Regions from separate parts of the Homo sapiens genome. Here all the other regions are linked to region 3. The links are chromatin loops, found by intact Hi-C in ENCODE. Cell type or tissue: heart right ventricle. All regions are shown on one strand. Region 1 overlaps PLEKHG1 (pleckstrin homology and RhoGEF domain containing G1). Region 2 holds the start of PLEKHG1 (pleckstrin homology and RhoGEF domain containing G1). Region 3 has its middle 50 kb from the start of IYD. Region 4 overlaps PLEKHG1 (pleckstrin homology and RhoGEF domain containing G1). Region 5 overlaps PLEKHG1 (pleckstrin homology and RhoGEF domain containing G1). Region 6 has its middle 62 kb from the start of PLEKHG1.

Evidence for each region. Peaks named below come from ENCODE experiments on the same cell type or tissue, not always from the same donor. Only the 100,000 strongest peaks of a DNase experiment are listed, where the experiment ranks them.
Region 1: it touches region 3 in a loop (4-fold over the local background); 18 of 110 quality-filtered maps call a loop at or near these places.
Region 2: it touches region 3 in a loop (14-fold over the local background); 57 of 110 quality-filtered maps call a loop at or near these places.
Region 4: it touches region 3 in a loop (15-fold over the local background); 108 of 110 quality-filtered maps call a loop at or near these places.
Region 5: a loop joins it to region 3, with 4 times the contacts of the local background. A loop is called at or near these places in 32 of 110 quality-filtered maps.
Region 6: a loop joins it to region 3, with 3 times the contacts of the local background. A loop is called at or near these places in 6 of 110 quality-filtered maps.

What each region holds. Positions count from the first base shown.
Region 1 is chr6:150,684,036-150,688,035 of GRCh38, forward strand. All of the region lies in intron 2 of PLEKHG1 (pleckstrin homology and RhoGEF domain containing G1), which reads left to right. Among named protein-coding and RNA genes, the nearest start is that of PLEKHG1, 86 kb to the left of the region's middle. In heart right ventricle, CTCF peaks have their summits at 2,047 (motif pointing right) and 2,249; DNase peaks (open chromatin) are centred at 848 and 3,626; H3K4me3 peaks cover 2,261 bases; H3K27ac peaks cover 4,000 bases.
Region 2 is chr6:150,598,932-150,602,931 of GRCh38, forward strand. PLEKHG1 (pleckstrin homology and RhoGEF domain containing G1) reads left to right here and starts at 954. Exons shown (of 17, transcript NM_001029884.3): 1 at 954-1,086. RefSeq lists silencers at 442-501, 682-976, 772-1,251, 1,462-1,631. In heart right ventricle, a CTCF peak has its summit at 1,994; DNase peaks (open chromatin) are centred at 930 and 1,790; H3K4me3 peaks cover 2,957 bases; H3K27ac peaks cover 2,925 bases; H3K27me3 peaks cover 2,485 bases.
Region 3 is chr6:150,416,535-150,420,534 of GRCh38, forward strand. No RefSeq gene overlaps it. Among named protein-coding and RNA genes, the nearest start is that of IYD, 50 kb to the left of the region's middle. RefSeq lists enhancers at 2,298-2,866, 2,559-2,853, 2,867-3,433. In heart right ventricle, CTCF peaks have their summits at 1,808 (motif pointing right) and 2,676 (motif pointing right); a DNase peak (open chromatin) is centred at 2,677; H3K4me3 peaks cover 1,455 bases; H3K27ac peaks cover 2,386 bases.
Region 4 is chr6:150,813,746-150,817,745 of GRCh38, forward strand. The region is part of intron 11 of PLEKHG1 (pleckstrin homology and RhoGEF domain containing G1); the gene reads left to right. Among named protein-coding and RNA genes, the nearest start is that of MTHFD1L, 50 kb to the right of the region's middle. RefSeq lists an enhancer at 1-104. In heart right ventricle, a CTCF peak has its summit at 1,583 (motif pointing left); no DNase peak of the experiment used is centred here; H3K27ac peaks cover 2,514 bases.
Region 5 is chr6:150,739,715-150,743,714 of GRCh38, forward strand. The region is part of intron 3 of PLEKHG1 (pleckstrin homology and RhoGEF domain containing G1); the gene reads left to right. It overlaps LOC124901430 (a long non-coding RNA gene), which reads right to left. Exons shown (of 3, transcript XR_007059811.1): 3 at 1-3,228. Among named protein-coding and RNA genes, the nearest start is that of MTHFD1L, 120 kb to the right of the region's middle. RefSeq lists enhancers at 2,278-2,778, 2,779-3,279. In heart right ventricle, a CTCF peak has its summit at 2,274 (motif pointing left); no DNase peak of the experiment used is centred here.
Region 6 is chr6:150,535,990-150,539,989 of GRCh38, forward strand. No RefSeq gene overlaps it. Among named protein-coding and RNA genes, the nearest start is that of PLEKHG1, 62 kb to the right of the region's middle. In heart right ventricle, no CTCF peak of the experiment used is centred here; a DNase peak (open chromatin) is centred at 2,112; H3K27ac peaks cover 2,598 bases.

The DNA of each region.
Region 1 (4,000 bases), 270 kb after region 3:
ACCCAACAGTCTATGTGCTGGGTACATACGCTATGCTGGGCACAAAGAAGGCTGTGGTCCATGACTTCAAGAAGCCCTCAGGCTAGTAAATTGGCATCTTCATATTATCCTTAGATCCAGGCTGACAATGTAAGCAAATGTGGAAAGCGTTAGAAAATGCAGGCTCCCTGGCACTATCTTAGACCTCATAGAACAGCCATTTCAGAGCAAGTCCTGGGAATCTCCATCCCATTAAGTGCCCCCTGAGGCTTGGGGATAGATAGTTGCGTGAGACAAACTGTAGCAAGTAAATCATCGCAACAAAGTGCGAGAAGTACTGTGATTGGCTGTTTCGGGAATGACGAATGCACAAAGGAGGTTCTCCTACGTGGGAAATCCAGGTGCGGCTTGGGGACTAGTATTTGAAATTTCAACTGGCTCCATCTGCCTACTTTCTCACATACCTCCATATGCTGTCTGGTGGCTGATGGCAGCAGCTGTGCAGGGGTTTCAGTGTCTGAATTTGGGCAGTTTGCTGTGCTTCCGAAATGGTTCTGGCCAACCCTGTGTCTCCCCTTGGACTTCTGATTGGCCCATGGGGGATGAGGATTTTTGGATCTGTGGCAGCAGTAATGATCGAGGCCTCCAAGAAGAGCACCACTAGGAGGGTGTTAGTAGATTTTTAATAGCCTTCATACCGAGTCCTTTAGATGTGTTTCTTTTCTCAGTGTGTCCCTTTTCATGGCGGGGGGTTGGGGTGTATCTTACAATAAGACAGGTTTGGGATGGGGGGAAATGACTTCATGGGCTTGCTGTTGAGCTGCTTCCCTTTGCATCTCCGGGAAAGGCGTGGTTCACCCGCAGCAGGTCCGGTTAAGGAAGCACGTGTGTGCTTTCAGCATCGCTGCGTTTTCTCTGCCACTTCACCCTAAGGATGGGGTCAAAGTTGCTTCTGCTTCTCTTGATAGAGGCTCTCTTCAACTCCCTACCACTCCTAATTCTCAGCCCTTGCAGTTTCCTGCAGTGGAACACGAAGTTCCAAAGAGATGGTTCCAGGTGAATGCACAGCTGTGTTCCCACCTCCTGATCCTGTCTCCAATGAGTGACACTGGGCCGTTCTTCAAGATCTCTCCTTAACCCCCTCTTCCAAGACAGGACCAAACCCCACACTTGAGCACTGGGCTCCCCTGCTCTCTTCCCTGATGCCACCCCACTCCCACAGGGCGTGGCCCCAGCAGAAGACAGCTTCAGCCTGTTTTATTGACTCTGGGTGTGACAGGAACAGAGATTTTGAAGGCCTCTTTGCCCTTTTCCCTAGAGAGTAGGTGGCTTTGCCCCTGAGCAGCAATCCGCTGAACCCATCTGAGCCCAGCTCAGCCCTCTGTGGCAGAAGGAGCTTCCCGTGGAAAAGAGGAATCCCACTCCAGTGAGGAAGGAGAGGCACCCAACAAGGAGGCCCAGGACATGTGTCTCTCATCAAGGGCTGCCCCTCTGAGATGGTGCTGCAGGAATCCCGCCCTGAGATTGGGGTGTGGAGAGAATAGAGCCAATAGCTTCCTACTCTTCTACCATTTTAAAATCCCATCCTGCATTTCGACTTTCTCTCTGACCACAGTGATACTAAAGGTTTTCTGAATTTTGGAAAGGTCAAAATAATAAGGTAAATGTCAACAAAATGAATATGTAAGGTGTGTATCCTCAGAATACTCTTTCTTTGGTAAATTGTAGTTTTATTTAAATGTGATCAGTTTTAGGTGATACGGGGAATTTGCCTACCTCCTGCAGAAACTATCTTGATCTTATTAAATTAAATAAGATGTAACTAGGGAAGGGGGGAAAAAAGAGTGAAATCAGGCATGGATCATTCCATCTGTGTAACCCGTAAAAGTCATAACAACAGTAAATGATACCAAAACCTCTCAGGCTGCCTACAGCCAATTCAATCTCAACTTCTACCACCTAGGCTGAATGACTATAGCATACAGAGATGGCCAAGGGATTCTAGAACTTTCTAGAGCTACTTGCTCCTCCCCCTGTTTCAATGCAGTCATTGGTCACTGCCCAGTGTGCACCTGGCACCTGACCAGTAGGGGGCACACGGGAGCAGTGTTGTGTATGAGCTCAGCTCAGGCACCAGCTGGTCAGGATGAGGCACCTCTACCTGGGCTCCACAGGAGAGCTAATTAGGTCATTGGATTCGATTCATCTTTTAAAAGTCTTTGAGAGTTTACTTGATTCGGATTTTTATTAAATCTCTTAACCAACTTTCGTCATTCTCAAATGCCAGTATAATTCTGTGAACACTCCAAACATTAGAAATACTTTTCTTATATTGTAAACAAATTCTGTTTATGTAGAAGATGGTTCTCTTTGGAAAAACAATGCCTGAAAGCTCTTCCAATTTAGCAAGGAAAATAGTCTGAGAAAAGAGAAATAGGTATGCAGGTACATGCCCCGCCTCAGCCCTCCCACACGTGGTCATTTTTGCTTGTTGAAAAATTAGACTTTAAGTAAAAAATGAAGCATCGAGAATGATCACTCATATAAAGGAGACTGTGCTTTTATGATATTGGCCTTTCTCTTCTGTTGATTGACTTTATTCCTATTCTTCATTTTTATGTTTCCTGTTGTCTGTTTTTCTCTTGTCTCACCTCCCAAGCTTTCTTTCCCTGGGCCTCCCGAGGGAGGTCTGATAACGCAAGAAGGATGAGAATGTGGGCGGGAGATGAGGGCGGGAGGAACTGCCCGGACCTGTCAGCCTTGGGTGTAGCACCTGCAAGGAGGACATGATTCTCCTGCGGTGACAGCCTGACCGGGCCCCCCACCCACCAAGGCAGGACCACGGCGACCTGGGGAGCATGCTGCCAGCAGCTATGGTGGGGGCTTTGGTCAGAGGATGGAGGAATCGAAGCTCTCCTCAAAGGGCTGAGTCAAAACTTCTTATCCGACCGAGCCAAGATGGAATTGCAATTCAGGGTATGTTTGACACCTTGATGTGATTGTGTGGCCCTTTGTAAAGGGTTCAGAGGGTGATCATGAGCTTATAAGCTTTTCTCCACCTTCAAATGGAATTGACAAATCCAGAATCTGTTTTTTTCCTCAGGTTATCATAAATTGTGACTAATTTTACTTGTGGGAGGTCTATTTTCCTTTCCTAATCAAAGACTTCAGTAGTCACGTAATACCTTCAGTAGTCACATAGTAAAAGATTATTACTACCTTCTTTTTTTCCAGAGCTTTTACTTTAAGATGGAATTCTTGTTCTGTGGTATTTGTGTTTGCCTAGTAGGATGAAAAAGGTATACTGGCTTTTGGCAAATTTTAGTCTAAATTGCATCACTTTATTATGTCTGGAATGGGAGATGTGGAGAGTACTTAATTTCTGGGTTTTCTCAGTAATTCTTTTTATTTTCTGTTTTGTTACTATCGTTTTGAGGCAACAATAGAACTAGTGACAAAAATATAGCTTTCTTGTTAACTTAGTTCAAAGGGTTATTATGGCCTTTTTCTGAAATAAATTTTCATTAGAATGAAATACTTTGGAAATACCTGACCTCGTTCTCTTCTGTCTGGACCTTGGACTCCTTAATGGTACTTACTAGAAGGGAGCTCTTTGGTCTTGCCGACGATGGACCCATGGGAGGAACACAGTGCCAGCTGAGGAAGCAAGTCTGAGCATAGAAGTCATAGACTCCCAGGGGCTCTCAGAGCTGGCCTGCTGCCCCTCCATGCTCTCATCTGACCCCACGCCCTGAGAGTCTCCTAGGGAGTAAACACGAGTGTTCTTGCATTTCAACAAATATGTATTGAAAGCAAATATATACCAGACATTTTTTTAGGCAGCGGCATGCTCTGATCTATAGCTAATCTACTTTTAAGAGGTATAAAAAACAAATGTTATCATCTGTTTTGTTTGGACAGTGGTTTCCAGCCATACTTTTCAGGCTGGCTATATTCAAGAAGAGTCCAGCCAAGAAACTCTTTTGAAAATAGCCTGATAAGTATTCACTGCAAAATAGTA
Region 2 (4,000 bases), 180 kb after region 3:
AGAGCATGTGCCAGACAGTCTCCTAAGCCCTTCACGCACATTCTCTTATTTAAATCACATACAGCAACTCTATGAGGTAGGCACTATCATCATCATCATCATCATCATCTCCATTTTACAGATGAGGAAACAGACAGAACACAGAGAGGTTAAAGCGTTCTCTCAAGGCCACACAGCTAGCAAGTGGTAAGGCTGAAGGTCTGTTAACAACTAAGAGTGCAATCAAATCCACCACCAAACCTAAGGGGGTCCACAGGCGACCCTGATACGTCCGACTTTGGCGGGAGATTAGTGTTAAGAAATGACTTCACATGCCTTTAACTGTCGCTGCAGGCACCTTTGATTGGAGTCATAACTTTACTGCAGAGCCGGTGCCTTTAAACATCTCTCTGGCTGTCACCGGTTATTCTTTACCTCCGTTTCCACTTTTACTTTCTCTAGGCAAAGGTCGTTTGGTGCTTTAACCGAGGTGATTAGGGTAATGACGCCTGAAGAACACCGGGCTTCCCCCTCTTTTCACTTGATTACCGGCAAAGCTTCTATGTAAAACTAGAATGTTCACTAAAACCATGATTTTGGGTATTATTTTAAAGGACTCACATAGGAAATTATTACGTCCAAAGGAAAGCTAAACCTGAAGAGCTAGGAAAATGAAAAAAAGTGATGTGTCTGCGAAAACAGTAGCAGAATTAAAAAAAAAAAAAACTTTATTCCCCCCGAAGCTGTAATTTGACTGTTCTCTTTGGCAAGGCTCCAGAGACAAGGCCAAGTGCCTAATTTCTCTTTCTCTTCGCCCCCCTCCTCTCCACCTTTTTCACCCTCAGGGCAGAGGGGAGGCGGGACGAGCGATCCACTGCTCCGGCCGCCGAAGCTGGCGTCTGGGCGCGGGGAGGGGCGGGCCGGGGCGCGGCCGAGCAGTGGGGCCGAGCCCGAGGAAGAGGAAGTCGGAGCCCGAGCCTGAGCCCGAGCCCGAGCCCGACGGCGGCTGCAGGGCGCTCCGGCAGCCCGAGCCGGCGCAGCGCAGCCCGCACCCTCCCCGCCCGACCTGCGAGCGCCGCCCGGGCATGCGAAGCCGTCCCTCCCCGGGTAAGCGCCGGTCGGGCCCGGACGCCCTGGGGACTTTTCCAGGGATGGGAGGGGGGACCCGGGGACCTCCGGCGGGAGCCCCACATCCGCAGGTGGGGCCGGGCGGAGCGTGGTACCCGGGCCCCGCCGGCCCCCTGCGCGCCCCTCCGCAGTGGGGACGGAGGGCCTTGGGGGGCGCCGAGCGGTGGGGACAGAGGGCGCCGGGGGCACCGCGCGGTGGGGACGGAGGGCGCTGGGGGGCGCCGCGTCTCGGGGGTCGGAGTCGGGTCGGGGATGCTGCCCGCCGCCGCCCCGCTTGGGGTTCCGCGCCCCCAAGTTCCCGGTGCTCCCGCCCCTCGCCCCAGCGGCTGCAACATCAGCGCGCAGAGGAGTTTCTGCGAGCACCCGGGAGTTGTAGCCACCGCTTCCCCACCCCCGACTCAGCAGGACAGCCCCAGAACGGGACCCCACAGCCAGTCAGCTGGGTCAGCTCCCCAGCAGCGAAGCCGGGAGCCCGAGGACCCGGGGACGCGCGGTGGGGGCGGCGGCCGAGCTGCTGCGGCGCTCAGGGCTTGGGGGCGCCCCCGTTCTGCAGATGCGCTTTTCAGGGGGTGGGGAGTCAAGAGCCTGTGGCTCTTCCGTCACGGGGTAAACGGTAACACCTGGGCGGCCGCGACTCTGCGAGCGTTCTGGCCTCGGCGGGCGGCGGGGAACCGCAGTGATGCCCGAGCTCGCCCCTTTTGTGTCCTCGCGGTGAGCCCCGTTCCGAAGCCGGAAGCTTGGGAACGCTCTAACTGGGAGAACGGCGCTCGGCTGGTCAATTCATTCCGCTCCTCGGAAACAATGAGCTGGATCCTTGACTTGAATGTGCTGGCGGAGCGGGGTTTGTAAGCCGGCGTTTCATCCAGCTCTGGTCCTCAAGGCGCCCTTTGTACCACCCGCAGGTGGCCGAGGCTACTGCACGTATTTTCGAAATCACCGAGTGTGGGTGTTTGGGGCAGGTATCACCCCGCGAGGACCATCTCAGACTGAGAGTTGGTTTAGGAGTTTTGAACAGATTGGATACAGAACTATATTGTGTTTTGTATTTAGACCGGGGGAAAGACTAGAATGTTAACTCTAGGGTCCAGTTTGTCATCTAACAGAATTCCGGGCTTGGGTAGGTCCTGTAATGCGGTACAATAACAACCAGGTGTTAAAACCGGCATCTTCTGGATTCTCAGATTCTGTAGACAGCATACTTCTAAAAAATGTAGAGATTTTGGATTTTGATTAAATTGCTGTTAAAAACATTTCCAAGCCCATCATTTCAGGAGATCAGAAAATTTTCGAACTTTAATTTTGCCCTGTGGGACCCTGGGCAAGATACTTGCCTCTGGTCGTCTTGGCTGCCTCCCTTATAAAGCAGTGCACACGAACCAGATAGCTTCTACGGCCTCCTGCTCATTCCTCATCCCCCTCCCAAACCCCTACCCCCTGTAATTTGGTCTACAATATTTAAGACAGAGAGAAAAGTAACGGGTTGATGTTTGACTCTCTCAGCATTTTGAGTCTGGCTTCCCAATTCCTGACTTGACTTTTTGTCTCATTTGAGGTCCCAATTCTAAGCCACCAAACCACCTGACTAAAGAAACTTTTTTCTTCAGAGTGCTCCCACCTCCCTGGCTTCATCCTCAAATAGGTCATCAGTAGCAGTCCACAGTCAACAGCAATGGCTGCACGACCTTCCCCATCCTTGTGTAGCAGCCCCCCAAGTCCTCTGCTAAAGGGCAAAGCAAAGTGAGAAACAGTTACCTGGCAATCAGATGCCAGATAACTGCCCCGATTCTGCTCGTCCTTGGTGGCATTTTCCTGCTTCCCCTACTCTAAATGGGCACCCTGAATTAGGGGCACCAGCTTCCTTCAATGCCTTTAATATAGGTGACTGTCACCGAATACAGGCTTAAATATTTCAGTGGGGGATTCAGGCTGTAGTTCAAAGAAGTTAAATGATCATTTTTAAAACAATAGGAAGTGGCAACATAATTTTTCAAAACCAAGAATAACCAGTCCTATGTTGTGTTCCCCCTTTGCGGATATGATTTTTCAGTGATTTAATTAAGATCGAATGGTTCATAGTCTGTCCCATAAATATGGGAAATGCTTGAGTAGCACTAAATCTCTTGAGCCCTTCGTCAACCAAAAGCAATTCCTGAAGCTATTATCTTAATGGCGGCCGTTCACTTTTTTGCAGATTTCTTTTCCTCTCCACTCCTTTCATTGCTGGTGGTTGGTCTTTCAAGCAGTTGTCATCTTTTAATCCTCCTGCAGCATGATTAGGTCCCTGGAATATTAAACCCAGAAGGGCTCTTGGATGACCTAGTCCAGCCCTACATCTTAAAGATTTAGGAAGTCTGGTTAAGATCCAGTGATCTAGAATTAGCCTACTTGTGTGATGCTCACATCTACGTCTCTGTAGCTTTGAGACCTTCACTTCTTTAAGGAAATTACTTAGATATGGATTATTTCATAACCAGGAAAAGTAAAAATCATAGTTGGTGTCTCTCGGTTTTCTCACCTTTCCTCATTTTCACACCTTTCCTCCTTTCTTCTCCGCCCTTGTCTCAAGTTATGCCAAGGATTAAATGAAATGATTCGTATCAGTGTTTGGCACATATGGTGTGCTTTGAAGATGATTGTTGTTGATAAACCAAGTCCCAGGAGTGTATGATTTTGCAGAAGTTTATACATAGCTCTGGACTGTCAGAACTGTGATTTAACCAAGGTTCTCTTCTCTCTCCCCTGCCCCTCTTGAACTGCACTGCCTAAGAAATGTTGGTTGCATGGAGACATATTTTTAATTAAATGTAATGGTTCAGTCTTTAAGAAAAAATTATAGATCGAGACCATCCTGGCTAACACGGTGAAACCCCGTCTCTACTAAAAATACAAAAAA
Region 3 (4,000 bases):
CTATAATGGTAATATATTTTTTAAACACAGAAAATAACAAGTGTTGGCAAGAATATAGAGAAATTAGAGCCCTCATACATTGCTGGTGGGAATGTAAAATGGTGCAGATGCTGCTGAAAACAACTGGACAGTTTTTCAGAGTTAAAGAATTGTCACATAGAATTCTCAACATGGAATTACCATGTAAACCAGAAATTCCACTCCTAGATATACATACCCAAGAGCATTTGAAAATATTCATGTACAAAAACTGAAAAAAAATTATGTATAAAAAAACTTGTGTAAGAATGTTCATAGTGGGATTATTTATAATAGTAAAAGTAGAAACAACACGTGTCCATCAATTAATGAATGTGTAAAGTTTGGTATACCCATACAACAGAATATCATTCAGCCATAAAAAGAAAGAAAGTACTGTGATGCTACAAGATGGACAAGCTTTGAAAACATGCTGAGTGAAAGAAGTCAGACACCAAAGGCCACATATTGTATGATTCCATTTGTGTAAGATGTCCAGAATAGGCAAATCCATAGAGATAGAAAGTACATTTGTGATTTCCAAGGGCTGGAGCAGGAAGGGAGCATTGGGAGTGATTGCTGTGGATATGGGTTTATTTTAGGAGTAATGAAAATGTTCTAAAATCAGTTTGAGGTGATGGTTACACAGCTTTGCGAATATACTAAAAACCACTCGGCTGCACTCTTTTCAATGGTGAATTTTATGTAATGTAAATTATATCTCAAAATCGTGTCAATGATTTGGAATAAGTAGAATTATGTTTAAAAAATTATGGCACTTTTCCATTTCTCTAACATTTCCAAAGGTTATAGAGGGTTCTGGCCCCGCCTTGCTCCCCTCTTAGCCTAGCTGTTTTACCACTCTGTACATTGACGTTTTTATAGATCTACATGAAGTGTGCAGTTATTCAAAACAACTTGTAACATAAACTATGACTATTCCTTCCCTGGAGATCTGGAGGCTGTTTTCTAATTTTTCTTCCCTGAGTTTCTTGTGGCTCTCGTACTGTGATTGCCATTGAGGTCCCCGCAGTTGAGAATGTGAGTGGCTCAGCAGGGAACTGCACAGAACTGGGGATACTTGCGAGCTGGGAACAACCTTAGGTGGGCACTGGTGGCCTCCAGAACGCAGATGAGAGAGCAGGGGATTCCAGGTAGAGGAAGAGAGATCACAAGCTGGTGTGGCTGGGCTCCAACTTTAAAGCTAAAATGATCAAAGATCCCCAAAATTTCAGAGCAAGAAATATGGGGAAGTCAACGTTATTGTGTGAATAACATCAGCCTTTGGTTGGTTGATGGATGGCTATTGAGTTTGGGGGTTCTTCTGTGATCTTATTAGTTGCTACAGATATTCTCAGTATCTCTTAGCACCTTGTAAACAGAGGAAAGAGAAGCCTGCATCTCCTCTCCTCAGCAGATAAACATCTGGGGACAGTGACAAAGCCCACAGACCCTGATGGTGTCTTTGATATACAGCCACAATACGCATTTTGACACCGAGTAGATGCTTTTAGATGATGAAATCAGTGGTTTGAATTGAGGCATTTGTGTGAAGTTCATGAGCTTTCATGCCATGATTGGCTTAAGTAATTCAGAACTAGCTGCGTGTGGGTGCCGTGGAAATACTCTTTCAATCTCTTTCTTATTGGGCCATTTTTGTGCAAAAGAAATTGCTGTTTTAATGGCAAAACCAGCAATTACTTTTGCACCTACCCAAGAGTTCATGGGATATTCAAAGCAATTTTCCGAACTGTATCCTCCAACTCGAGGCAGTTACTGTGAAACCACTAGATGGCACAGTCATGCTAGATGTAATCAAGACTTCAGCAGAAATGAAAAAGTGAGTCTTGCTAGATTACTTCATCAGATACTTAAGCTGTAGTTTACTTCCCCTCTCCAAAATTTTTCTACGTGTTAGTAATTTATGTCTTCCAGATCGTGTAAATACAGATGTGTTAGACTTAGTCATCTAAATCAATTGTTCAGTGACTACAGCCAAACTATAAAAAATGATTACTTCTCTTTGTTTTCAGTTCAAGTATTTTTACTATTCCTTTGCCACACATTTATTTTTCATACAGTTACATCAGCGCCCTGGGTCCCTTTTCTTTTGTACACATAGTGATAGAGAGGGAAATTACTCATCTCCAACGTCCTGGAAATTGTTTTCCAGCGCATAAATTTCCTAGCCCTCTGAAAGATGTCAATCATTTTCTTTAGCAGGGCATTAGGGAACTCCAGCTTTCCGAAAGATGTTAGGAAAGAAATGTCATGTCCGAAGACACAAAGTAAATGATTACTTTCTTCACCCAGCTTTATTTGTCATTTGTCTTAAAAAAAAAAATAGGAGAAGTGTTTTATTCACAGTCAGAGGCTAGGGCAGCAAGACAAGGCACGTTAGTGAGGCTGTAAATACCACTGTGTCCACGTTCACTTAACACAACGCCATCTCCCAGCGCAGCCCCAGCCCCTCTGCACCCCCCGCCCCACTGCACCCCTTAATGCCAGAAACACTCAGGCCCCCCGAAAGTTTAGTAGGGCTGCATTTAGAACAAGTCCAGAGCCAACAAAGGAAAATAGTGGAAGACACTTAGGAGGGAGAAGAGAGAAATGAAATTTATTTAGCCCGAGGTCCCCACGCCATGAATGTGGCCAGCAGGGGGCTTCTCGTGCGGACGCTCAAAGCCGGAAGAGCCAGCAGGCACGGAAGCCCTCGTGGGAGCCGGGAGTTCCATGGCGAGGCCCCCCGCTGCTGCCCCAAGAAACGCTTGGGTTTGAGATCTCAGGAAACACGGAGAGCCCCCACTGCGATGGTGACGGCCCTGGAGTGGGTGGTGCTAAGGAAAGGGCAGCACACCCTTGAGGGCGGGAAGTGAATGGGGTGAGAGTTGGCACTGCTGGCCATGTTTTCCTCCATTTCCTTATGGGACTCAGTTTCCTCAAAGGAAGAACCAAAATGAATAAAGTCTGATATGGTTTGGCTGTGTCCCCACCCAAATCTCACCTTGAATTGTAGCTCCCATAATTCCCACATGCAGTGGGAGGGACCCCCTAGGAGGTAATTGAATTGGGAGGGTGGGCCTTTTCCGTGCTATTCTTGTGATAGTGAGTAAGTCTTATGAGATCTGATGGTTTTATGAAGGGCAGTTCCCCTCCACACGCTCTCTTGCCTGCCTCCATGTAAGATGTGTCTTGGTTCCTCTTCGTCCTCTGCCATGATTGTGAGGCCTCCCCAGCCACATGGAACTGTGAGTCAATTAAACTTCTTTCCTTTATAAATTACGCAGCCTTGGGTATGTCTTTATTAGCAGCCTGAGAACAGACTAATACAGAATCTAGTTTTTTATACAAAGAGATTGAGAAACAGCCCTTGATTGTGCTGACAAGATTTTAGGAGCTGTTTATAAGCGCCCTACTGAGGACTCTGGAGATGATCCTTCATTCTAGAATTATAAGGTTAAAGTTGTTTGTTTGTTTTTTCTACTTGCCTAGTCCTTGGTGTATATAAAGAATCTTGTGGTACTTTGGTATTTATTAAGAGATAGAGAGTCTTTAATTTTTGAATACATTGGATCAATTTTTATATAGTATTGCATTTTTTATAACCCTTATTTACTTTTTATTTTTAAACCCCACCGTCTTCTCTATTCTCTTGACCCAGATGTCATGTAATAAGTTATGACATTATACATTTTCACCTTAGAGCTATGTTCTGGGGCTTGGCGCTCCTATTATTTAAAAAATGGTATCTTCTATGAGAAAACATGAATATTAAAGTAGACATGAATTTAGTTTTGTATAATTAAATTGAATCCCAGGATGGCAAAGATTTAAATATGATTTATACTTGGCATTAGTAGCAGCAAGTAATACTTGCTGCAGTAACAAAAAACCATTTCAGTGGCTTTGTACAATGAAGGTTTATTTCTCACTCTCATCACCATTCAACAGAGAGAGAGCCCTGCTCCATACATTCATTCAG
Region 4 (4,000 bases), 400 kb after region 3:
TGAGTGTGATCAGGTTCTGGAGGTGGCTCTGATTCTGTGCTGCTGCTCTGGAGTGGAGGAAAAGGTCATTAGAAAGTGGTCAAGGAACTAGGGTGGTGGGTGGATTATTCACATGGATGGTGAAACAGTCCAAGTTGGGGCTGGGAGGAGTGAGGTGGAGCAGACAATGGGATGATGATCATGAAAATTGAACTGGGTGGAAAATAAGGGCTGAGATTTCTGAGAAAGGGGACAGTCTGTTTTGTTCTCTGTATATTTTGACAAGCATTTGAAGCTTGTTCTCAGGACTGCCAGCAATGATTTGGTCCTCAGGAAATGAATGTGCATAGGTGTGGACTTGGACCTAAGCATGAGTTTTCATTTCGTCAGGGTGTTATGAGATGAAAGGGAGCTCATGCAGAGAGGGGACTGCATTTTCTTTATGATTAGTCATTTTGTTGCTGGCCTGGTGCCTTAGAATGCCCTTCTGAGCAATGGCAGAGTATCTTTGATGGGCCCCACCCATTGTTTACCTGTCTGCTGGGAAAATCAAAATTGCTAACAAGATTCTGAAAGGCAGTTACAAAATGAGACCCCCTTACATACCTGTCTTTCTCCCACGCTAGGCGTGTGTGCCTCAGGAAGTTCCCTTTAAGTATTCAAATGGTTAATATAGTCAATATAACATCGTACTTTCTCCCCAAGTTGTCGATCCTTTCTATCTAAAAACATCTTTTCAGTTACAACTTATTGAGCATACACACTGTGCTGAGTACTTTATATTCTTATTTCACCCTCACCAAAATATGTTATGAGGTAGTTCTTATTCTTCCCATTCTAGAAAAAATAAAAACAGAGGCTGAGAGACATTAAATAAACTGCCCAAGTTTATATAACTAGTACATGACCAAGCCTGGATTGGTCTATCTGGCTCCAAAGAGCATCCTAACCACATTATTCCCACTGGCAATAAAAACACCTTTTTTTGTTTTGTTTTGTTTTGAAACAGCGTCTCACTCTGTCACCCAGGCTGGAGTGCAGTGGTGCAATCTCCATACAAGAAAAAGCACACTGCCACCTCCACCTTCTGGGTTCAAGTATTCTTGTGCCTCAGCCACCCGAGTAGCTGGGACTACAGGCGCACACCACCACACCTGGCTAATTTTTGTATTTTTAGTAGAGATGAGGTTTCACCATGTTGGCCAGGCTGGTCTCGAACTCCCGGCCTCAAGTGATCCACCTGCCTCAGCCTCTCCCAAAGTGCTAGGATTACAGGCACAAGCCACCACACCCAGCCTCAAACACGCTTGTCTAATATACTTTATTCACTATAATGTAATCATAATTTTCTATTTAAGCAGGATTATCATTAAAGTGAACTTTCCACATCTTTCCTCGAGATTATTTCTTATTTTCCTAAAGTTTTCAAAATGTATTTCTATTATTTCTGTGAAATGAATGCATAGTGGGAAATTTTAAACATCAAGAAATGTATCACCAGTCTAATAATGTCAACACAGCTGTGGGAAACTCATTAGTTACAGCCTCCCAGCTGCCTTCCGTTCTTTTAATTCAATGATGGTCCTTGGCTGACACCTAGTGGAAATCCTGGAAACAGTACTTTAAAAATTAAATGTCCAGACAAAAAAAAATTCTTGAAGTCAGCTTTACAGATACCAGGGAACTTCTTGGAAATAGCCATATTGCCCATTAGTATATGTGGTAAATAAATTTAACTCTTCTCCAAATTAATTGAAAATAAAGGTGAAGGTATTTTGCATTTTATATATTAGTATGTTTCTGTAATTGCACTTCCCAGAGAGAGACTGAGCTAACATTTGTGTTTGCAAGTAATTTCAACTCATAATCTCAAACTCTGAATGTATGAGAGAGATAGCTATCAGGTTACAAAAATTGAAGCATTTGTTTTCTCTAAGGTGACTGTGTTGAGGCTCCCCCAAGCCCCACACTTTTTCACTAAACGTGATCGCCACTTAGCCGAAATATTTGTACTGGGATATCACAGATGGTAGCAAAATAGAGTAAAATTATTTTAAAAGTTATTTTTAGCATAGTGTTTTGTAGGTTAAATTATACTACCCTTAAAAAATGAAAATAACTTTAAAGAGGCAAGAAAGGCTACAATCCCCTAGGACAGTGGTCTTCAACCTTTTGGGCACCAGGGATTGGTTTTGTGGAAGATAATTTTTCCACGGATGGAGGCAGGGGGAGGCTTTTGGGATGATGAAAGCACATTACGTTTATTGTGCACTTTATTTCTATTACTACATGGTAATATATAATGAAATCGTTCTACAGCTCACCATAATGTGGAATCAGTGGGAGCCCTGAGCTTGTTCTAGCCCTGAGCAACTAGACAGTCCCATCTGGGGGTGATGGGAGACAGCGACACCCCAAGTGTGTTGCTTATGTCCAGTCTGCTCTCATCTTATTTTGGTCACTGTCACTGCAGAAAACCCTGCTTCACAAAGATAGGATGTTGGAAATGGAAGCAGGCTTTTGTGCTTTTGTGGCAATCTCAGGATATTCGCCTGGACTTTAATCCAGAATGTAAGGAGGTTTGAAGTTGTCTCAAACATACTTTTTTTTTTTTTTTTTTTTTTTTTTTTTTTGAGATGGAGTCTCATTCTGTTGCCTAGGCTGGAGTGCAGTGGTGCTGCAACCTCTGCCTTCCCAGGTTCAAGCAATTCTCCTGCCTCAGCCTCCTGAGTAGCTGGGATGTCAGGCACACACCACCACGCACAGCTAATTTTTGTATTTTTAGTAGAGACGGTTTCACCGTGTTGGTCAGGCTGGTCTTGAACTCCTGACCTCGTGATCTGCCCGCCTCAGCCTCTCAAAGTGCTGAGATCATAGGCGTGAGATACCACGCCCGGCCTCAAACATACTTTTAAGGCCACCAGATGCAGCTGTACAATTGAAGTACATCAACTCACTTGCCACGATAAAGCCTGCCACCAGATGCAGCTTAATTGCTCCTTGACACTCACTGACAGGGTTTTGATATGAATCTGCAAGCAATTGATTTATTATGGTCTCTGTGCAGTCAAACCTCTCTGCTAACGTTAATCTGCTCCTCAGTGCTAGCATCACTGCCTCAGCTCCACTTCAGATCATCAGGCATTAGATTCTCACAAGGAGTGCTGCAACCTAGATCCCTCGCATGCATAATTCACAGTAGGGTTCACACTCCTATGAGTATCTAATGCTGCCACTGATCTGATAGGAGGCAGAGCTCAGGCTGTAATGCGAGCCATGAGGAGCCACTGTAAATCCAGACGAAGCTTCTCTCGCTTGCCCACCACTCACCTCCTGCTGTGCGGCCCAGTTCCTAACAGGCTACGAACTAGTACTAGTCTGTGGCTCGGGGGTTGGGGACCCCTGCCCTAGGAGAGTGGGTGGAACTCACCAGTTGAGCTGATCATTGAATCCTAATGACCATTCTGAAAGAGAGGCTCCCTGATCCCACTGTCCAGTTGAGCTCGGAGAGCACCCACCTAGTGAAGTGCCTGAGCTGGGATCACAGACATTGTCCTTCAGGGCCGTCTCACTCTGGGAGATTCTGGGGCACACAGAAGAGATGGGAGGTGCAGGGAGTTGGGGAAACAGAGAGACTTAGCTCATGATAATCACAGCATTCTGCAGGAGGAAAGACAACAATGAGAGGAAACTTCCAGCAGCCATTTTGCAATTAACTCAAAATAGTTACAAGGCCATAGTGTCATGGTGAGGGCTGGTGATAAAGATACCAGGCTCCGTGCCTTGAGCTTTTGAGTCAGTAGATCAGGGTTGGGTGGCAAGAATCTGCATTTTTTTTTTTTTTTTTTTTTGAGACGGAGTCTTGCTCTGTCGCCCAGGCTAGAGTGCAGTGGCTCAATCTCGGCTCACTGCAACCTCCGCTTCCTGGGTTCAAGCGATTCTCCTGCCTCAGCCTCCCTGTTAGCTGGGATTACAGGCACCCGCCACCATGCCTGGCTAATCTTTGTATTTTTAGTAGAGA
Region 5 (4,000 bases), 320 kb after region 3:
TGTTCAAAATTTAAACAGCAGAAGCATAAGCATATCTTTATGGGAAGCATTCAGCATTATTCAAAACTGTAGCTAAACAAGGATTAGAATGGTGATCACCAACCCCAAGCTCTGTGTTCGTTAGTCTATGTGGACTCTTTGTTTATTGAGTGATCGTACAGACAGTGTCAGGGAAGATAAAAGAGAGAAGGGTGTTTTTCACACACTTAGTGCCCTGAAACACATTGAAAGCTATTCTCCCCACTGCCATAGCCTAGAAGAGGCTTCTCTTTGTACTGGTGATATCCAATTAATTGAAAACTGTCTTATGCTGGGGAAGCAAACCTTCTCCAAAATTTGTGCAGAATGAAAGAAGGAAATCCAGGATTCAGGCCCAGAGAGCTTGTGCAGTGATTTCAGCACATACTCTGCCTGGACACTTAGCTCTTAGCCCTGTGAGATGTCTGTGACTTGGATGAAATGGAATCTGAGTTGGCTTTTGTCCTGGGGGCACCCCTCCCTTGAGGACAGTACTGTCAAGTGTGGAGGTGGTTTCTGATTAAGCCTGTCTTCCCATTGATCCTGCTAGAGAGACAAAATTGTTTGGTATGGAAAGGGCAGTGTGCATCTTACTCTTTTTCCTTAGCCATAGTGGAATGGTTGTGCATAGGCATTCCCTGGCCCAGCCTTACCTGCTTAGGATGCTGGACTAAAAGAGGCAGGTTTTGCACCAAGAAAGAAGGCTGTTGAGAAGAGGGGAATTGTCGCAGATTTTATTGTCTTTTTACTTAACAGATATCTTCTCTCCATATTTTCCCTCCAATTTAAATAACATTTATTGGACACTTCTTACAAGGTTCACTTAGACTAACGTTTTTTAAATACCGAGGGAGAAAAATGTGTTCCATGCTCAAGCGTAGGAGTTGGTAGGGATTGTTTTAAATGAAGGCTCGTTATGTGGGTGGATTTAATAAGGAACTTACACTGTGGTACTTGGCATCATTTAATGTACTTTTTTATGAGGCATTTGAGCACTTTTATGTGAATGTGTCTATTTTTTTCCTCCAAGGGATTTTATCGTAACGGGTGAATGAGATCTTTCTTAAAACCATTTAATATCTATGATAATTTGGAGACAAACGTGTTAGTTTTCTGCTTATTTCGGAGTCACTCCTTAAATAGTACATCTAATCATTTTACATAATCTCTCAAAAATCTCACTTTGACTACATATTTCCATATCTCTGTGTTATTGTTGTTGTTATTATGACCCCTTATTCCCCACCTTACCTTAACCTTACTCTCGTCTTTCACCACCTCAACAACAGCAGCACAAACCTAGAAGGTGGCAACAGTGAGTGATTTTGAGTGTTCATATCTTCATACTGCAACCTGATCTGGGAAGGAGGGCAGGGAGAACTGATCTTTCACTTCTTTTCATTTCTAATGGGTTTGCCCATTTTGAATGTGATATAAATACCTGCTGATTGATTGCTAATGACCAATGAAAACAGTTCAAGGTGGGCAGCATTCGGTGAGAGCAAAATGAGTTGAGATTTGCAGAGTTGCTCTGCAAAAGTAGCTGTCGGCTGAACACAAGAGTTCATGTGTACTTTGTGACTGATGTCAGGTTGGGTTATTTGCTCCAAACTTTTATGGCTAGATCTTGAGTCAAAATGTAGGCAATGAGTGTCTTGTGACATCTTAAGTTTTGTAACCATCCCCATCACCTCAATAGATTCCCGCAGCTATAAACATACTATTCAGCTACCATTTCTAAATTTTCTAGATAGACGCCTCAATAATACAAAAACACTAAAAAATAACATTAGCAGCAATTAATATTTGAGCACTTACCATGTATCAGGCACTAGGCACTTAATTTGCTCACTCACTGTCCCATCATGTGGGTACTAGTTTAATTCCTATTTTAGCATGAGAATATTGAATGTACAGAGGACAAAGTGACTTATCCCCCAGGTCACATAGTTGGCTAGTGGTTGAGCTGGAACTGAAAAGCAGGCCTTTCTCCGAAACCCACTGCTTTCACTGCATACCTCCCCTTTGACTATAACAGAAGGTTCAAAGTTCAGCCCTCTTCTTAATCTCTCTAGAGCAGGCACCAGCAGTACCATAGACGTTCTGGACTGCATAGTTCTTGGCTATGAGGGAGAGTTGTGTACGTTGTAGGAACGTTTAGCAGCAAGGCTGACTTCTATCCATTAGAAGCTAATAGAACCACCACCGTCCCCACTTGTGACGACCAAAAATGTCTCTAGCCATTGCCAAGTGCCCCCTGGAGGACAAAATTGTCCCTGGTTGAAAATGACAGCTTTAAATATCTGGAACACATAGTGTTTCATTAAGGATAGGCTAAGCCACAGTAACTATATTAGGCCATTCTTGTGTTGCTATAAAGAAATACCTGAGACTGGGTAATTTATGAAGAAAAGAAATGTATTTGGCTGATGGTTCTGCAGGCTTTACAGGAAGCACAGTAGCATCTGCTTCTGATGAGGTCTCAGGAAGCCTCCAACCATGGCAGAAGGCGAACAGGGAGTAGGCATGACACATGTCAGGAGAGAACGTGGTGGCCAGGTGCAGTGGCTCACGCCTGGAATCCAGCACTCGGGGAGGCCGAGGTGGGCGGATCACGATGTCAGGAGTTCAAGACCAGCCTGGCCAACATGGTGAAACCCTGTCTCTACTAAAAGTACAAAAATTAGCCGAGTGTGGTGGTGTGCACCTGTAATCCCAGCTACTGGGGAGACTGAGGCGGGAGAATCAGTTGAACCTGGGAGGCAGAGGTTGCAATGAGCCAAGATAGCGCCATTGCACTCCAGCCTAGGCAATAGAGTGAGACTCCATCTCAAAAAAAAAAAAAAAAAAAAAAAAAAAAGAGCGCAGGGAGGGCCCGCACACTCAACCAGATCTTACGAGAGCTCACTCACTGTCCTGAGAAATCCGCCCCCATGATCCAGTCACCTCCCACCAGGCCCCACCTCCAACACGGGGAATTACATTTCAATATGAGGTTTGGGCGGGGACACAGATCCAAACTATATCAGTAACATACAGATCTCCAAATCTAGTGACTTCACCCAAGTTTCTTTCTTTGTCCTGTAACCATCCTTTGCAAGTGTTCAGGTGAGGAGGAGCAGCACTCCTCCATGCAGTCATTCAAGGACCCAGGCTGAGGAGGCCTTGCTGTCTTCAGGACATGGCTTCTGAGGTTGCCATCCCAGTCAACTAGACGGGCAAGGAGACATGGAGATACATACGGGGAAGGTTTCTGAGACAGACAGAACTGATGCACATCCCTTTTCTCAAACTCCCAATGAGAATCTTGTTACCTGGCTACATCCTATAAGGGAGGATGGGAGGTGCAGTCTAGCCGTGTGTCCAAAGAAGGTAGGAAACAATTTTTGTAAACAACCTGCAGTTTCTGGCATGCATTATGTATAACAAAGCCATTCTCATTGTAAAACCTATCATTTAGTGATGGTGTATCCCCCACCACCCTCACTAAAAATAAAAAGGAAGAGGCTGGGTGTGGCGGCTCATGCCTGTAATCCCAGCACTTTGGGACAGCCAAGGCAGGCAGGTCATTTGAGGTCAGGAGTTCAAGACCAGCCTGACCAGCATGGTGAAACCCTGTCTCTACTAAAAATCCAAAAAAAAAATTAGCCGGAAGTGGTGGTGCATGCCTGTAGTCCCAGCTACTCAGGAGGCTGAGGCAGGAGAATCACTTGAGCCCGGGAGGTGGAGGTTGCAGTAAGCTGAGATTGCATCACTGCACTCCAGCCTGGGCAACGGAGCAAGACTCCATCTCAAAAAATAAATAAATAAGGAAGAAAGTAAGAAAGATTTTGGTGGTGCTTACCTGCTGAGATGAACATTACTGTCTCTACTAAATAACCTCATAAAATGTTTTAAATGCATTCTTTATTTAGGGCTTCAGACCAATGTATCTCCTACTGTTCCTCTCTCCCTTCTTCTATGTCTCCACCCCTATTCCCTA
Region 6 (4,000 bases), 120 kb after region 3:
TGACCAAAAAATACTTATTAACAAAATAAAGGTGCAAGAGAGTAGTGTCCTTGGAAAGGGGCACTGGGTCACATCCTGGTCAACACTTTTATCAGTAACATGAATGAAAACACAGATGGCATGCTGAACAAGCTCACAGATGGTGGATTTGTAGCTGGTACATTTTGATGATCAAGACTATTCCATGCTCTTATTTGACATAAGGGTGTGGTTTAATGGGCCAAATCATTCCATGATTGAGTTCCCCCTCAGTCCAGGTGATGTGCCAGGCAATTTGCACATATTCTCTCTAAAGAGATAGATTATTGCCTTCATATTATGAATAAGGAAATTGATGTTCATCCTGGTTAAAAAAACTTGAAGGGGGCCAGGCGTGGTGGCTCATGCCTGTAATCCCTGCACTTTGGGAGGCCGAGGCAGGCAGATCACGAGGTCAGGAAATCGAGACCATCCTGGCCAACGCGGTGAAACCCCGTCTCTACTAAAAATACAAAAATTAGCCAGACATGGTGGCAGACGCCTGTAATCCCAGCTACTCAGGAGGCCGAGGCAGGAGAATCCCTTGAACCTGGGAGGTGGAGGTTGCAGTGAGCCGAGATTGTGCCACTGCACTCCAGCTTGGGTGACAAGAGCGAGACTCAGTCTCAAAACAAAAAAACAAAAAAACAACAAAAAAAAACTTGAAAGGATCCTACAGCTAAAAGGAAGGACATATCATTACATATTGTATGCTTGTATCAAAATATCACATGTACCCCATAAATATGGACAACTATTATGTACCCATAATAACTACAAATAAAGAAAAAACTTTAAGCAAATCAAATCAAAGGAAAGACACACTGAGACTGGAATTGAGATCCTTTAAATCTACATAACTCCGAAGTATGGGCTCTTTCATGACCTCACACAGCTTATGTGTTAGTTCTGTACTTCCCTTTAAAGTGTACATGTTATATGATGGAGGGAAATGATGTCTAACACAGTTTCTGGCGCATGTAGATGCAGAAATACTTGTGGGAATTCAAAGAGGAGCAAGTGGGAGGGAGGAAGAGCGGGAGGACAATATCTGCTTTAATCTGTGCTAGTAATCTTGACCAATGAGAAACAGCTGAAGATATTTAGTTTGGCAAATGGTGACACACTAGTTCTCTTCAAATATTTAAAAAACTGTTATGTGGAAGAAGTATTAGATGCAACCCAGGGAGGTGGATTTTAATTCAGTCATCGCTGGAACTTTCTGAAATAAGGAGCGAGCATTGTTGATTCATGCAGCAGGCTGCCTCCTGGGGTGGCATCCTGTCCTTGAAGGTCTTCAGGCCATATGGGGTCGCCACTCACTGGAGGTGATAGAGAAGGGACCCTAGAGCAGGAGCAGTGGGATCAACAACCTCTGCTTTATAAAAATTTTCTGGGAGGATTTCAGATATGTTAGCCTTTGGGTGGGACTCTTGGTTGTGGAGGGAGTGCTCTCTATCCTTAAAGTATACCTCATGGGTTTCTGCCTCCCCACTGGACATGCAAAAGTTATAAGTATCAAATAGACATCGGCCCTTGTTATGCCAAATGCCAGCTAAACAGTGGCCTAATTTGAAGGAAAGGGCTAAAGGTCCCTAAAGCAGGCGTCTGGGGAAAAGAAAAACCCTCGAAAGTACAGCAGGGTGCTCTGGGAAGCACAAAATAGGCTTTGTTCTGTTGCTGCAAGCCTGTGCCAGCCAAGCAGTGAGCAAATGGAAAACCATCCTGCCAGCCTGCATTGATCATCCAGGCCATCTTGCTTTATTCACAGATTCTTATGGCCCTTCTTGCTGGGACACTTATGCTGATGAGTTTGAGCTGTATGGAGTGTTGCTAGTCTTTTTCTTTTAATTTTCAAGACAGTAAACCGGGAAGAGCTTTAGACATCCTCCCAGTAACTGGAATACTAACAATAAAACACACGAAGACCACAGCCTGCTTGATTATTTCCTAATTTTCTCTTTATGCTGGTTCCAGCCCTGAGACCCTGCCAGATGCAGAAAGCTTCCTTCATGACAGCACAAATAGTTTCCATTTCCCAGCTGAGAGCCAACATCCAAGAGGATCTTCTGATGTGAAACTGAATGAAACAAAAGATGGCCCAGAACCCAGCTGCAGCCAGGAAACAGAGGTTCAGAAGCCAGAAAACCTCTGCAATGTCCCAGAAATCCCCACAGAGCAGAGAGAGGGCACATTGGCTACTCTATGCAAGGAAGCATGCTTGCAGCACAGCCTCCAGCTACTTGTCTAACAAAGATGTTTTCAAGTTCTTCATGAACTTTTGTAAAAATACATTTCACATGATACTTCTAATAGTGAGCTCTCAGTCCTATTCTGTTTTCATTTGTCTATACAGGGTTCCATAAATTTATCCATCTGTCATTTTTTCATTTGTTGTTTTATTCATTTAGCAAACATATTGAGCATCTCATAATTCATTCATTTCTTCAATATGTTTTGAGCACCTATCACAAGCCAAAATAGGGTTGGGTTAAAGAGGTCAATATAATTGGTTTCTGCTCAGTATCATTGCCCCTATTCACTGAGCACATTCTTTTTCTTTTCCTTTTCCTTTTTTTTTTGGAGACAAATCTCACTCTGTCACCCAGGCTGGAGTGCAGTAGCATGATCACTGCTCACTGCAGCCTGAAACCTTCCACATTCAAGCAATCCTCCAACCTCAGACCTCAATCTCCTGAGTAGTTGGGAGCACAGGCATGTACCACCATGCCTGGCTACTTTTTTAAAAAATTTTTTTGTAGAGATGGGGTCTCCCGATGTTGCCCCATCTGGTCTTGTGCTCCTAGCCTCACACAATCCTCCCACCTTGGCCTTCCAAAGTGCTGGGATTACAGGCATGAGCCAGCACCCCAGCCAGAGCTCTGCACTTCCAAAGAGCTTTCACCCACAGGCAAAATGCTCTCAACTATTTATCTCCAACTCTGTTTTCCAGAGCCTTCAGCCAGATGTCAATGCACTGGCTGGATCCAGCCTCTTCTGAATGTCCCACTGACCTTGAAACATCGACTCAGTGAGAACTGAACTCATGTCCTACCCCTCTCAGGCTTCTGAGTCTTCCCCATTGCTTCCCATTTCTCCTTTTCTCATTTTTCATTTTCTCAGTACCTGAGCTCAGGCTCAAAGATAACTTTGATGTTCCTTTCTCCTTTACTCAAGACAATAGCAATGTTCACCTCCAATATGTCAAACAATTGTTTTCTTCCATTTCTGCTGCTATCATCCAAGGACTGGACAGGAGCCCAGCAGTTCTGGACTTTAGAAACAGCCTCTCAACTGTTCTTCTGGCCTTCACGTCACCACACTCTGGTTCATCCTGAACTTTGCCACCAGAATAACCTCCCTAATTCACATTCTCACGATGTCACTTTGCTACCCATTACCTACAAGACATTACACTAGGATGGCATTCACAATCCTCTGCCATATACCTTATCCTCTACTAGTCCCCAGATGTTCCATGTGCCCCTCAAAACTGGAAAATCCCCTTTGCCAGATACTCTCTAGGCTTTCCTGCCTCCATGCCTTTTCTTATGCTATTCCCCTTGGCTGGTGCCCCCTTTCCAATTTCTGCCTTCAGCAATCCTCCCAGACCTAGCCTTCTAGCCCAGGCCCTCCATGAAACCTTTTTACCACCTCTCTGGTGATGAATGCCTTCTTCCCTGAACTCAAGTCACACTGATTGCATCTCTCATGTTCATGCAACACTTACTCATACCTCATCTTTCCTTTCAGTGCCTGAGCTTCCTGAGGTCAGCACTCTGCCATGTCAATCATTGAGAGGGACTGCCTACTCAAGTTCCACGTTATTTTGCACAGGGAGATGAATGGACAAAAGCTTTTTCATGAAAAGGAATGAGTGGATAATGCAAGATTAAAGGTACAGAAAAGGAAATAGAAGGGGAAAATCTTATAAAATAGAAAGGGAAAGAACCGAGGCAAAGGGCGTGGGTCCACTTTAGAC